Linked DNA regions of Homo sapiens: region 1 is linked to region 2. Evidence: read pairs that join two places in POLR2A ChIA-PET (ENCODE). Cell type or tissue: IMR-90. All regions are shown on one strand. Each heading gives the region's core, and the rest is flanking DNA. Links, peaks and the distances in the headings are about the cores only.

The links. ChIA-PET counts read pairs that join two places held together with the same protein. Peaks named below come from ENCODE experiments on the same cell type or tissue, not always from the same donor. Only the 100,000 strongest peaks of a DNase experiment are listed, where the experiment ranks them.
Region 1: POLR2A ChIA-PET joins it to region 2 with 6 read pairs; 2 of 35 experiments call an interaction of 5 or more read pairs at or near these places.

Annotation. Positions count from the first base shown.
Region 1 is chr5:65,043,091-65,049,243 of GRCh38, forward strand. No RefSeq gene overlaps it. Among named protein-coding and RNA genes, the nearest start is that of CWC27, 280 kb to the left of the region's middle. RefSeq lists enhancers at 473-612, 1,093-1,202. In IMR-90, for the core only: no CTCF peak of the experiment used is centred there; no DNase peak of the experiment used is centred there.
Region 2 is chr5:65,502,093-65,508,389 of GRCh38, forward strand. It overlaps a transcript of CENPK not described here. Among named protein-coding and RNA genes, the nearest start is that of ADAMTS6, 23 kb to the left of the region's middle. In IMR-90, for the core only: no CTCF peak of the experiment used is centred there; a DNase peak (open chromatin) is centred at 5,069.

The DNA of each region.
Region 1 (6,153 bases), core at 699-3,198, 460 kb before region 2:
TCAAAGATGTTTTGCTATTCTTATTCCCAGACTTAAAGAGTTGATTCCATCTCTCCAGAGAAATTAGAGTCCAACGCTATCAACAAGCATGATGCACTCCTGTGAGGTGGACAAATGTCATTTCCTATTTTCTAGGGTTTAGAGTCTAGATAGACATAATCCCTTCTAGAAGAACCCTCCAAAGGACTCCAAGCAGGATGGGCCATGGGGACCTGTAACTGTCCAAATCCCACTGCTCTCTACAGTGTGGGCGGCAGTCCCCTCTTGCTTAGTGTGCCCATAACCACTGAGCCCTGCTACCTCTTCATAGTGGCCTCTGTTAAAAGCAAATGTTGCCTGGAAAGAAGTATGCTAGATTAGTCCTCCTAGTCAGCTAGCTGATGGAGACTCTCACCTGAAGAATTGGGAATCAGGATAGGTTATTTTTCAAGTTGACGGGGAGGTGTGTGTTATGTGGCATAAGGACTTCTCCAAATAGGAGTGGAGGGGCAGAGGGAACTCAGATAGCAGGAAGCATAGCAGAACACGGGGCATCTGCAACAAGAATAAACCTCTCAAGAAAAGAGATGGCACTGAATGGGAACTGAGAAGTTCCCTGTTCACCAGCCTCACACTTTGTCCTTAGGTCAACACGTTGCACTCCCATGCAGCAGAGGGACTTTTTCATAGAATAAAAAAAGAATCCAAGATTAGGTGCTAGATCCAGCACCCCACTTTCACCACAATACGATATTCTACTCTCCCTACAACATTTTAAAAGAGTATTTTAGTCTCTTGAGCATTTCCTTTGTGGGGTCCAAAATGTGCCTGCACTCTTACAGAACTTGTAACTCTAACAGCTATCAGTTATTGACTGCTTTCAACACAAGCACCATTCTAAGGGCTTTACACACATTCAGTCATTTAATCTCCACAATAGTCCTAAGAGGGCAGTGCTGTTACAATTCCCATTTCACAGATGAGGACACTAAGGCACTGAGAGATTTAGTAGCTAGCCCAAGATTACTTATCTCTAATCTGGGCCCAAGAAGTGGAGTTCCAAGGTCACTTCTCTAAACTACCTTCTAAGGAGACACAAAACGAAAACAACTGCTGCCTCACAGAAGTTTCAATACTAAAATAGGTAGCACATATCTATTAAGTACTCATTCAACTTATCATTTTTATTTTATTTCATTTTTGAGACAGAGTCTCGCCCTGTTGCCCAGGCTGGAGTGCAGTGGCACAATCTCGGCTCACTGCAACCTTCACCTCCCGGGTTCAAGCGATTCTCGTGCCTCAGCCTCCTGAATAGCTGGGATTACAGGTGTGTGCCACAATGCTCAGCAACCATTCAACTTATAATTTTTAAATTTATAATTCATTGCAATGTACTTGTCTTTAAAATGTCTTGCCTTGGTTTTCTGCTTTTTCTATTTTCTAAGTTTTGCTTGTGATGGGCTCAGTACAGGCCTCCTGGGGAAAAACTTGTGCCAGAGAGGAAAGATAAAGGTTTCTTCCATAACTCACCCATGACAGGAAGCTTCCCCACAGCTGCAGGTGGGATTTGAGAAGGGATTTATGGGGGAAGGAAAAGGGAGGGAGACGGAATTGGGAGGTTTGCTGGGACAGAGAGACAAACACCAAAACGTTAGGTAGATAATGGTATTTGTGAACACACTGAGGTAGCACCCTTGCAGCTCTCTTTTCCACATCCTTCTTATTACCCCCACCCCATCCCCACTGCCATCCCCCACCCCAGCACCCACCACCATCACTGAATCTTGCCTCCTACTTCAGGGAGAACATAGAGGCCATCAAGTAAGCACTTCCTGCCTCTTGGACCATTATGTGCATCTCTTTCCACCTTTGCCTCCTTCCTCTTACCTTGAAAGGGTTGTCCCTCCTTCAGGGTGAGTCCTCCAGCCTGTGCTCTAAACCCTCCCTCTTCCATCCACCATCACCCTTTACTCCTGCACTTCCATCTGCTCCTTCCTCTCACATATGTTTATGCTGAAATACCTCTTCCTGAAAAATAAAATTTACCTCAACTGTGGCTCCTTATAGCAGTTTTCTCTTCTTCCTTCTCAAATAGTGGCCTGAGTTTATTCTTTCCTTTCCTCACCTCTGTTCCTTCCCCATAGAACACACCCTGGCCTCTACCTTTGCCACCATTGAAATTACCTCTGTTAAGATCACCAAGAACTTCTTAACAGCTAACTCCAGAAGTCCTTTTTATCTGGGCTACCTGCAACGTATGACTTTGCTCACCACCTCCTCCTTACAACCTCTCCTCTCTTGGTTTCTGGGCCGTGGTACTTTCCTGCTTCTCCTATCTCAATCTATCTTCTGAGGAAATTGTCTCCATTTCTTGATGTTTCCTAAGGTTCTATCTCCAACTCTCTTCTCATTGCAATCTACACATTTTCTCTGGGCAATCTCAACTGTGCTCCCTATTTCAGATACTGCCTTCACCATTTGTCTCCACCCATTGCACTGCCTCTTGTTAAAGCTCTGTTCTCACCAACCCCACTCTTATACTTTCTACTCACTTTTTTTTTTGAGATGGAGTCTCGCTCCGTTGCCCAGGCTGGAGTGCAGTGGCATGATCTCAGCTCACTGCAACCTCCACTTCCCGGGTTCAAGCCACTGTCTTGGTTCAGCCTCCCGAGTAGCTGGGATTACAGGTGCCCACGACCACACCTGGCTAATTTTTGTATTTTGAGTAGAGATGGGGTTTCACCATGTTGGCCAGGCTGGTCTTGAACTCCTGACCTCGTGATCCACCCGCCTTGGCCTCCCAAAGTGCTGGGATTACAGGAGCGAGCCACCACACCCGGCTCTACTCATTCTTGAAACCACTCTAATTAGTCTGTCATCCCTACCACGCCATCTAAACTGCACTTGTCAAGGTCCCAGCAGCAACCTCCACGTTCCAGTGGTCAGTTCTTAGAATCTTTCTTTACTCAATCTCTTAGCAAGATAAGAAATGATTGGTTACTCCTGGCTGGGCGCGGTGGCTCATGCCTGTACTCCTAGCACTTTGGCAGGCCGAGGCAGGTGGATCACGAGGTCAGGAGTTCAAGATCAGCCTGGCCAAGATGGTAAAACCCCATCTCTACTAAAAATACAAAAAATTAACCTGGTGCAGTGGCAGGCACCTGTAATCCAGCTACTTGGGAGGCTGAGGCAGGAGAATCGCTTGAACTCGGAGGGTAGAGGTTGCAGTGAGCTGAGATCGCACCACTGCACTCCAGCCTGGGTGACAGAGTGAGATTCCGCCTCAAAAAAAAAAAAGAAATGATTGGTTACTCCTTCTGTTTTGAAACTACTTTTTTTTTTTGACTCGTGAAACACCACAGTCTCCACAGAAAGAGCTAGTTTTTATCAATGAGTAAAAGAATACCAGGAGACTTGGTATTCTTTTATTCATTAATAGAAATTAGTTCCCTCTCATCTATTCAAATGCTACCCATGGGCATGACCAAAAGTCTCAGTCCTAAGTCTTCTTCTCTATCCACATTTACTGTCTGGAGACTTCATCCAGTCCTGTGGACAGGTGTTCCCATCCTGTCCTCCAGTGACCTCACCTGGTTCTGTGTCTGAATACTGTTTCTGAATTAATGATTTCCAAATTGATAACTCTAGTCCTAGCTTTTCAATTTTGGTGTCTCATAGTCATTTTCAATTAATATTCAAGCCAAAATATTTGATTTCCACTACCAAGCCCCAGTCCTGCCCTCACCCACCTCATTAAATCACACCACTGGTCACCTAGTTCTTAGGCCAAAACTTGGGAGTCATCCTAGATTTCTCTCTTTCTAACACTCACAGTAATTCCATTGGCAATCCTGTTGGTTGCACCTTCTAAAGATATTTGGCATTCAATGATTTCTCACCACACCACTGTTTTCATCACCTTCTGAGTCTAAGCCACCATCATCTTCTGCCCAGATTAAGGTACTAGCTTCCTGACTGATCTACCTTCTTCCACTCTTGCGACCCCCAAAGACACCACAAGGCAGCTGTGAGAGTTAAAAGAATAAGTCACCTCATTTCTGTTCCTGCTCAGAGCCCCCTTATGGCTTCTTACGACACTTAGAATGAAATGAAAATTTCTCATGCTAATCAACTATATAGACTCTGTGTCATCCGGTCCCTGCCCACTTCTCCAAGATTATCTTCTACCACTATCCTCTTACTCCACTCTGGCCACATTAGCCTTCTTGCTCTTCCTTAAACACCCTCAGCTTATTTTTCTCTTTGCATTTGCTGTTCCCTTTGCTTAGAATGTTTTCCCATGTCCTCAAAACTTGGCAGGGCTCACTCCCTAATTCTGTTTAAATGTCACCTCCTCAGAGAGGGATTCCCATGGACACTCTTTCTAAAACAGCTGTTTTAACCATCACCCTTTATCTCTTTATTCGGCTCCGCTTGTTTGTTTGGTAGCACTTATCACTCTCCAGATCATTCTTTTAAATTGTTTACTTATTTCTGATTTATCCCATTAGATCGTAAGTTTTATGTAAGCAGGGATCTTGTCTTACTGTTGTTTCCTCAGTGTCTGGACCATTATAAGTACTCAATTAATGTTAATTAATAGGTAAATATATTCTGACAAGTCCAAAATCTGATTTTAGCCCTCCTTGCAGATATCAAGGTTCGTATTTTTCACCACCTTTGACTCATATGTTCCCAAAGAAATTCAAACTCAGTATTTCGAAAACTGAGTTTTCCCACGCTCTCCCCTAAGCTGCTCCCATTCTCTCTCCTAAGCTGCTCTTTCCCACTCATTCCCAAGCTTACTTAGCAGCGCTATCATGCACCTAGGTACCTGAGAAAGATATGGATGTTCTAAATTTCACCCTCTTCCTTACTCCCAGTTTATCTCCAAATGCCATCATTTCTACTTGTATCAGATCATGTTCTAAGTTGCAGAAAACAAAAGTCATTCTAGCTAACTTAAGAAAAAAAAAGAAATGTATTAATTTATTAGGTAGCATGTAGAATCTTCAGGAAAGTCCAAGGGCCTGACTTGGATACTTTCCAGAGAGGAACAATGCCGAAGTCACCCTGCCAGGCTATCCAGCAGAAATCCTGCTGCTGCCACAGACTGCATGCCAACTCTGGGGTGAAAAGTGACTGCTAAGACTATTGTGCCTCAAAACTCACACTCACAAGGATGGTAGTGTCTCACTACCATCCTTGTTCAGAATGAATTCCATGCAATATCTTCTTCACATCCTTCTCTTCCAAATCAAAGTCCTGATGGTGTCTGATGGGCAGAGCTCAGGTCACACACTTGCACCCTCCTGCCAGGGGTGAGAAAATGAGTTTCTCACTTCTTCCTTGAGGAGGACGGACTGTAATTGGGAAATTCCCTAATGATAGAAAGGGTGTTCAAGAAATACCCAGCAGTTACAAAGCATCACAGATGTCAACTGACACTATCTTCTATTTACCAAGTCCACCCATGCCCCCACCACTGACTCAGTTCTAGTCTTTATAGTTTGTCATCTTGACTAATGTGGTGACCACCTCCTATCTGGTTCCTCTGCCTCTTTTCTCCCCTCCACACCAATGCTAGAGCAGTATGTCCAAAAGCAAATCTTACCATGTCACTCCCTTCCTTACCACACATTATTGTAAAACAAAAGTCCCTTAAAAGCTCTTCATTGCCAATAGATGAAGTCAAACTTACTCAAATTGGCATATAAAGCTTCTTACAATGTGACCCTGGCCCATCTTTCCAGGATCCTCTCCTCTCTCACGATCCTGTGCTTCTGCTGCACCAAATTATTTGCCCTCTGCAAGTGTTGCCCACACTCTCTGGCTTCTGTTCCCTTGTTCATACTCCTTCCTGCTCCTTGGAATGGCCCTTTCCTCAACAAACTCTTACTCAGCCTTCAAAACTCATCTCAAGCATCACCTCTTCTCTGCATCTACCCTAATCCTTCACTCAAGATGTGAAACCTCCAACTAGGTTGACACTTCTCTCTGTATGTATTCTATTTTTAAAATAATGGTTAGCTTCCACATCTGTCTTCAGTACAGGAAGGAACTAGACTGTAAGCTCTGTGGAGGCAAAAACCATTGCCTTGTTTTTTTGATGGTTTGTTTGTTTTTTATTTTGTTTTGAGATGGAGTCTCACTCTGTCACCCAGCCTGGAGTGC
Region 2 (6,297 bases), core at 3,798-6,297:
AGGTCCACTACTTTTGGCCTTTTTGGACAGGGGTGGTGGTAGGGTGGTATTTTTTCCATGGTGTTTAGCTGCAGTAGGGTGGTTATAGTTGAAAAGTTTTCTGTCTTACTGTGTTGCCTCTTTCCTCATCCTTTTGATAGAGCAAAGTTTTGGGAAACTTTTATCTTCCATTGGTGTTTTCAAGGTTATGATCTTCTCTAGCATCCAGTCTGGTACGTATAAGGCAAAAAGAAAACTGCTGTGTCCCTCTTTGTGTCCCAAAGTCCCTAGGCAGTCTGCTGCCTTCGCTCCACTTTTCAGATATTTCCTAACATGTATATTACATATAATGTGCAAAGTTTTAAGCTACAATTAACAGGAGGAATAGAGAGGAGTGTGTCTACTCCATCTTAGTCTGAAACTAGAAGTCCTCTCTTTCCTTTAAAACATTTTCAAAATATTTATTCTCTAATATGAAGAGATATTTAAAACATTTTCAGGATATTTATTCTCTAACATGAAGAGTCTTTTTTTGTTTGTTTGGTTTGTTTTTTTAAGAAATAGGGTCTCACTCTGTCACCCAGGCTAGAGGCTAGAGTGCAGTGGTGAGATCACTGCAGCCTCAAACTATTGGGCTCTAACAATCCTCCCACATCACTGGGATTACAGGCGTCACCTACTGTGCCTGGGTTCTTAAGTCTTCTAACCAATATAAATTTTTAAATTTTATTTATTTATTTATTTATTATTTTTTGAGACAGTCTTGCTCTGTCACCCAGGCTGGAGTGCAGTGGTGCAAGCTCGGCTCACGGCAACCTCCACCTCCCAGGTTCAAGTGATTCTCCTGATTCAGCCTCCCGAGTAGCTGGAACTACAGGCACCATGCCTGGCTAATTTTTGTATTTTTAGTAGAGACAGGGTTTCACCACATTGGCCAGGTTGGTCTCAAACTCCTGACCTCAATTGATCCATCTGTCTCAGCCTCCCAAAGTGCTGGGATTACAGGTGTGAGCCACCGTGCCTGCCCACCAATGTAATATTTTTTTTTTTTTTTTTTGAGACAGAGTCTCACTCTGTCTCCTAGGCTGGATGCAGTGTCTCGATCTCAGCTCACTGCAAAATCTGCCTCCTGGGTTTAAGCGATTCTGCCTCAGCCTCCCGAGTAGCTGGGATTACAGGCACACACCACCATGCCCAGCTAATTTTTGTATTTTTAGTAGAGACGGGGTTTTGCCATGTTGGCCAGGCAAGTCTCGAAATCCTGACCTCAAGTGATCCGCCTGCCTCGGCCTCCCAGAGTGCTGTTCTGCAGGCGTGAGCCATTATGTCCGGCCTATAATTTTAAATTAGGATGAATGTCTTCTAATTGTTGATTTTAGGAGAGCTCTTTATGTATTTGAGATGTGAATTCTTTGTTGGATAGTTACCATACTTTCTCCCACTCTGTGGGTTGCCTTCTAACTCTGTCTAAAGATGTCTTCTTTTTCTACAGACAGAAATTTATAATTTAAATTGGCACATTTAAAATTTTTAAAAATATTTAGAACTTTTTCTATTATCTTTAAGATACTTTTTGTCTACTTGCTAAACTTTTTTTTTTTTTTGAGACAGAGTCTCACTCTGTCGCCCAGGCTGGAGTGCAGTGGCTTGATCTCAGCTCACTGTAACCTCTGCCTCCTGGGTTCAAGCAATTCTCTGCCTCAGCCTCCAGAGTAGCTGGGACTACAAGCACGTGCCACCACGCCTGGCTAATTTTTGTATTTTTTAGTAGAGATGGGGTTTCACCATATTGGTCAGACTGGTCTAGAACTCCTGACCTCGTGATCCGCCCACCTTGGCCTCCCAAAGTGCTGGGATTACAGGCGTGAGTCACCGTGCCCGGCCTGCTAAAAAAATTTTTTTTTTTAACAGAAAAGCCAAAAACATTGGCTTCTTTGTAATATGCAACTGTCCTGAAGCAAACACAACCCTTTGCTTGCGATCATTATACTAAGTATGAATATCATGTTCCACAGTCAAAGAACAACCAGAAAACACTTTGACCCAAATATAAGCTAAAAATAAGGGAAATCTTGTCTTATATATTTTTTTAAAAAAAACCTGGCCAGGCGCAGTGGCTCATGCCTGTAATCTCAGCACTTTGGGAGGCCAAGGTGGGGTAGATTACCTGAGGTGAGGAGTTCGAGACCAGCCTGGCTAACATGGTGAAACCCCATCTCTACTAAAAATACAAAATTAGCCGGACTTGGTGGCACATGCCTGTAATCCCAGATACTCCGGAGGCCTAGGTGGGAGAATCGCTTGAAACTGGGAGATGGGAGGTTGCAGTGGGCCAAGATCGTGCCATTGCCCTCCAGCCTGGGAGACAAGAGCAAAATTCCGTATCAAAAAAAAAAAAAAAAAAAACCCACGAGTATTTCTCTCGTAAGTTAACTTTCTACCAGATGTTTATTACTTACTTTTGCAATACTAATGTCTGAAGATATGCACTTTTGTGCATATGATATCAATGTGAAAAAATTGCTGTTTTTTTTCCCACTATGAATAGGCTAATACAAACTTTGTAACCTTGCAGGTAATTTTCCTTTAAACATATATTGTATTTTTTAATTGACTAGAGAGTTGCTCTGAAGTACGATATCCCTGTGACATCTCTTCAAGAAACACTTTTTCTTTCTAAATGTCTTTACATTCTTCTTTCCATAACTGATTTTAAATAAATTTATGTGCTCACGGCTGATTCCTTAACCCTATCCTCCCCTGGATTAACTTTTCCTCTGGTTGAAGTTATATCTGTTAACTCTTATTTTAGGGAATGTGTATGGGTGGGAAAGATTTTTAGTTTTTTATATGTCAGAAAGTTTATTTATTTATTTATTTAAAGATGGTCACTCACTGTCACCCAGGCTTCATAGAATATAGTGAATAGTTAGCTGCAACCTTGAACTCCAGGTATAACCAATCCTCTGCCTTAGCCTCTCAATTAGCTGGGACTACAGGTATGTCCCACCATATTCAGCTAATTTTTTTTTTAATTTTTATTTTTGTAGAGACAGGGTCTCACTTTGCTGCCCAGGCTACAACATTTATTTTGTCCTTATTCTTGAGTAATACTTTAGCTGGTTATGTGATTCAAGATTGATTATCCTTTTTACCCCCAGCACCAATGTCTATTGTTTCTGATGAGATATATAATTACTGTCCTTAAGTTACTATCCTTTCTCTTGGTATCTTTGAATACTTTCTCTTTAATGTGTTGTAGTTTCACTAAACTATGTATGCTGAGCATAGTGGCTTATGCCTGTAATCCTAGGATTTTGGGAGGCCAAGGCAAGAGGATCACTTGAGGCCAGGAGTCTGAGAGCAGCCTGGACAACATGGTAATACCTTGTTTCTACAAAAATAAAAATAAAAAATACATTAGCTGGGCATGGTGGTGCATACCTGTAGTCCAAGCTACTTGGGAGGCTGAGGTGGAAGGATCACTTGAGCTCAAGAGGTTGAGGCTACAGTGATCCATGACTCTGCCACTGCACTCCAGCCTGGGCGACAGAGTGAGACCTCATCTCAAAAACAAAACAAAGCAAAAACCTATGTCGTGTTGTGGATTTAGCATATTTAGCTTTTTTATCCTGCACAGCATTCAGTGTACATGCTTTTCCAAAGACTTCTGTTTTTCTCCATTCTGGAGATTTTTCAGCTATAACCTATTCAGATATTACTTATTTATATTCCTTCATTCTTTTTATCACAAACTTCTATGTGACATATGGTAGAGTCCTTTGATCTCTCCTCTACATTTCTTATCCATGCTTCATAATTTTTACCTCTTAGTCTTTCTGGGTTAATTTTTCAACTGTCTTTCAGTTCATTCTCACTGACTCTAGCCAGTTAAGAGTTATCCTACTTGCAGAAATTGTGTTGAAATTATTATATTTAATCCAATATGGAATCTGTAATTAATTCAATTTCATAACCTAATTTTGGTTCATTTGTTCCTATTTTTGTTTTAAAGTTCCTTGCTCTTTTTAACCAGGCATGGTGGCCCACACCTGTAATTCCAGTGCTTTGGGAGGCCCAGGCGGGAGAATGTCTTGAGACCAAGAGCTCAAGACCAGCCTGGGCAACATAGCAAGATCCCATTTCTTAAAAAAAAAAAAAAATTAGCATGGTGGCAGGCACCTGTAGTCCTAGCTACTTGTGGCACAGGAAGATGGCTTAAGCCTAGGAGTTCAAAGCCACTGAACTCCAGCCTTTGCAACAGTGAGAACTTATCTCAAAAAAAAAAAAAAAATGGCAGGGTGAGGTGGCTCACTCCTGCAATCCCAGCACTTTGGGAGGCTGAGGCTGGTGGATTGCTTGAGCCCAGGAGTTCAGGGCCAGCCTGGACAACATGGTGAAACCCGGTCTCTACTAAAAACACAAAAATTGGTAGGGCATGGTGGCTCACACCTGTAATCCTAGCACTTTGGGAGGCCAAGGCAGGCAGATCACTTGAGGTTAGAAGTTCAAGGCCAGCCTGGCCAACATGGCGAAACCCTGTCTCTACTAAAAATACAAAAAATTAGCCAGGCATGTTGATGAGTGTCTGTAATCCCAGCTGCTCAGGAGGCTAAGGCAGGAGAATCTCTTGAATCCGATAAGAGGAGATTGCAGTGAGCTGAGATCACGCCACTGCACTCCAGCCTGGGCAGCAGAGCGACACTTGGTCTCAAAAAAAAAAAAAGTCTTTTAAAATAAATTTGTTTTTTCAAACATCTTCAAAATACCCATTCTAAAGCCTCTGTCACACTATTCTATAAAACTAATTTTATCAAGACTAAATAAATGTTCCACTTCATGATTTTGTTAGGTGTTGCTACTAGCTAGGATGCTTTCAGTTTCAAGCAACATAAAACCTTGTCTCAATCGACTTAAACCAGAAGGAAAATTTATTATCTTACGTATCATGTTCCCAAGTAGGAAATCTCTAGAATAAATTAATTCACTTGCTCAATAACATTATCAGAATTTGCTCTTTTTCTTTTGTGTTTCTGCCATACTAAACATGCCAGATTTGGCCATGGCAAGCTCTCCTTATGGTTACAAAATGACTAAGCAGTTCCAGATGTCCCATGCAGACCAAGTAATATCCACCAGAACAAGAGAAGCCACTTCCTACTGGCATTTTTTTAATCAGTGAAAAAAAAATTTCTCCAAAGTTCCTCAGAAGATACATAATAAGTAAATATTGGATCAAATATATTCTTTAATAAATCACTAAAAAGGATTCAGATAAGCACGTTTGGTTTAGCTAAATGCACAGCTATATAGAGAAGAGTGGATTACCCAAACAAAAATCAATTCTGTTAGAAAGCGAGAAGGGAGAGCTAAACAACAAAATCTGTTTGCCTTGGCTATCTTTGCATTAGATTCCTTCATTTTGATTTGCACGGTCATATTACTAGAAAAGTGTTATGTTTAAGGCTTGTCACTTTTATTCTCTTACTCCCACTCTGTTTTCACCCCTCCCCACCTAAAGGTTTTAAATTGCTTCAGTCTGCCCCATCTACAAGCTCCGAGTCAGTTATCATGATACAATTATGTGTAACATTTTATAATAATTATATTAAAATTATTGAAACCAGTAAACTAACACTGATATAATAGTATTAACTAAACTGTAGACCCTATTCAAATTTCACCACTTTTTCCAGTATTGTTCTTTTTCAGTTAAAGGAACTTATGTAGGATCCCACCTTACAAGTAATTATTAATTCTTTTTAGTCTCCTCCAATTTGAGTTTATCGGGCTTTCCTTGTATTTCATAACTTTGACACATTTCAAGAGTACTGGCAAGTTATTTCATAGGATAAACTTCATTCACATTTGTCTGACATTTTCTCATGATTAGAATGAGGTTAATGCATTTTTGGCAATAATACTACAGAAACAATGTTGTGTCTTTCTAATTACATCATATCAAGATATTTTGATTATTGAGACATCTGATTACCTGTGATATTAACCTTGACCACGTGATTAAGGTGGTGTCTGCTGGGTTTCTCCACTATAAAGGTACTATATTTCCCTGTGTAAGTAAGAAATACAAAATACAATTTTAGATGATGCAAAGATCCTATTTCATTCTGAATTTTCACCCACTAATTTTAGCACACTTCAGAAGACGCTAAATTATTGCTGTGTGTCTACAAAATTATTACTAGGGTATTTGCCTAAAGACAACTTTTCTTCTATGTTTATTAGTTGTAATACTTCTATAAGGAAGATTTATTCATTCTCTCCCATTTGATTGTAATTTTCTATCACTATGGACTT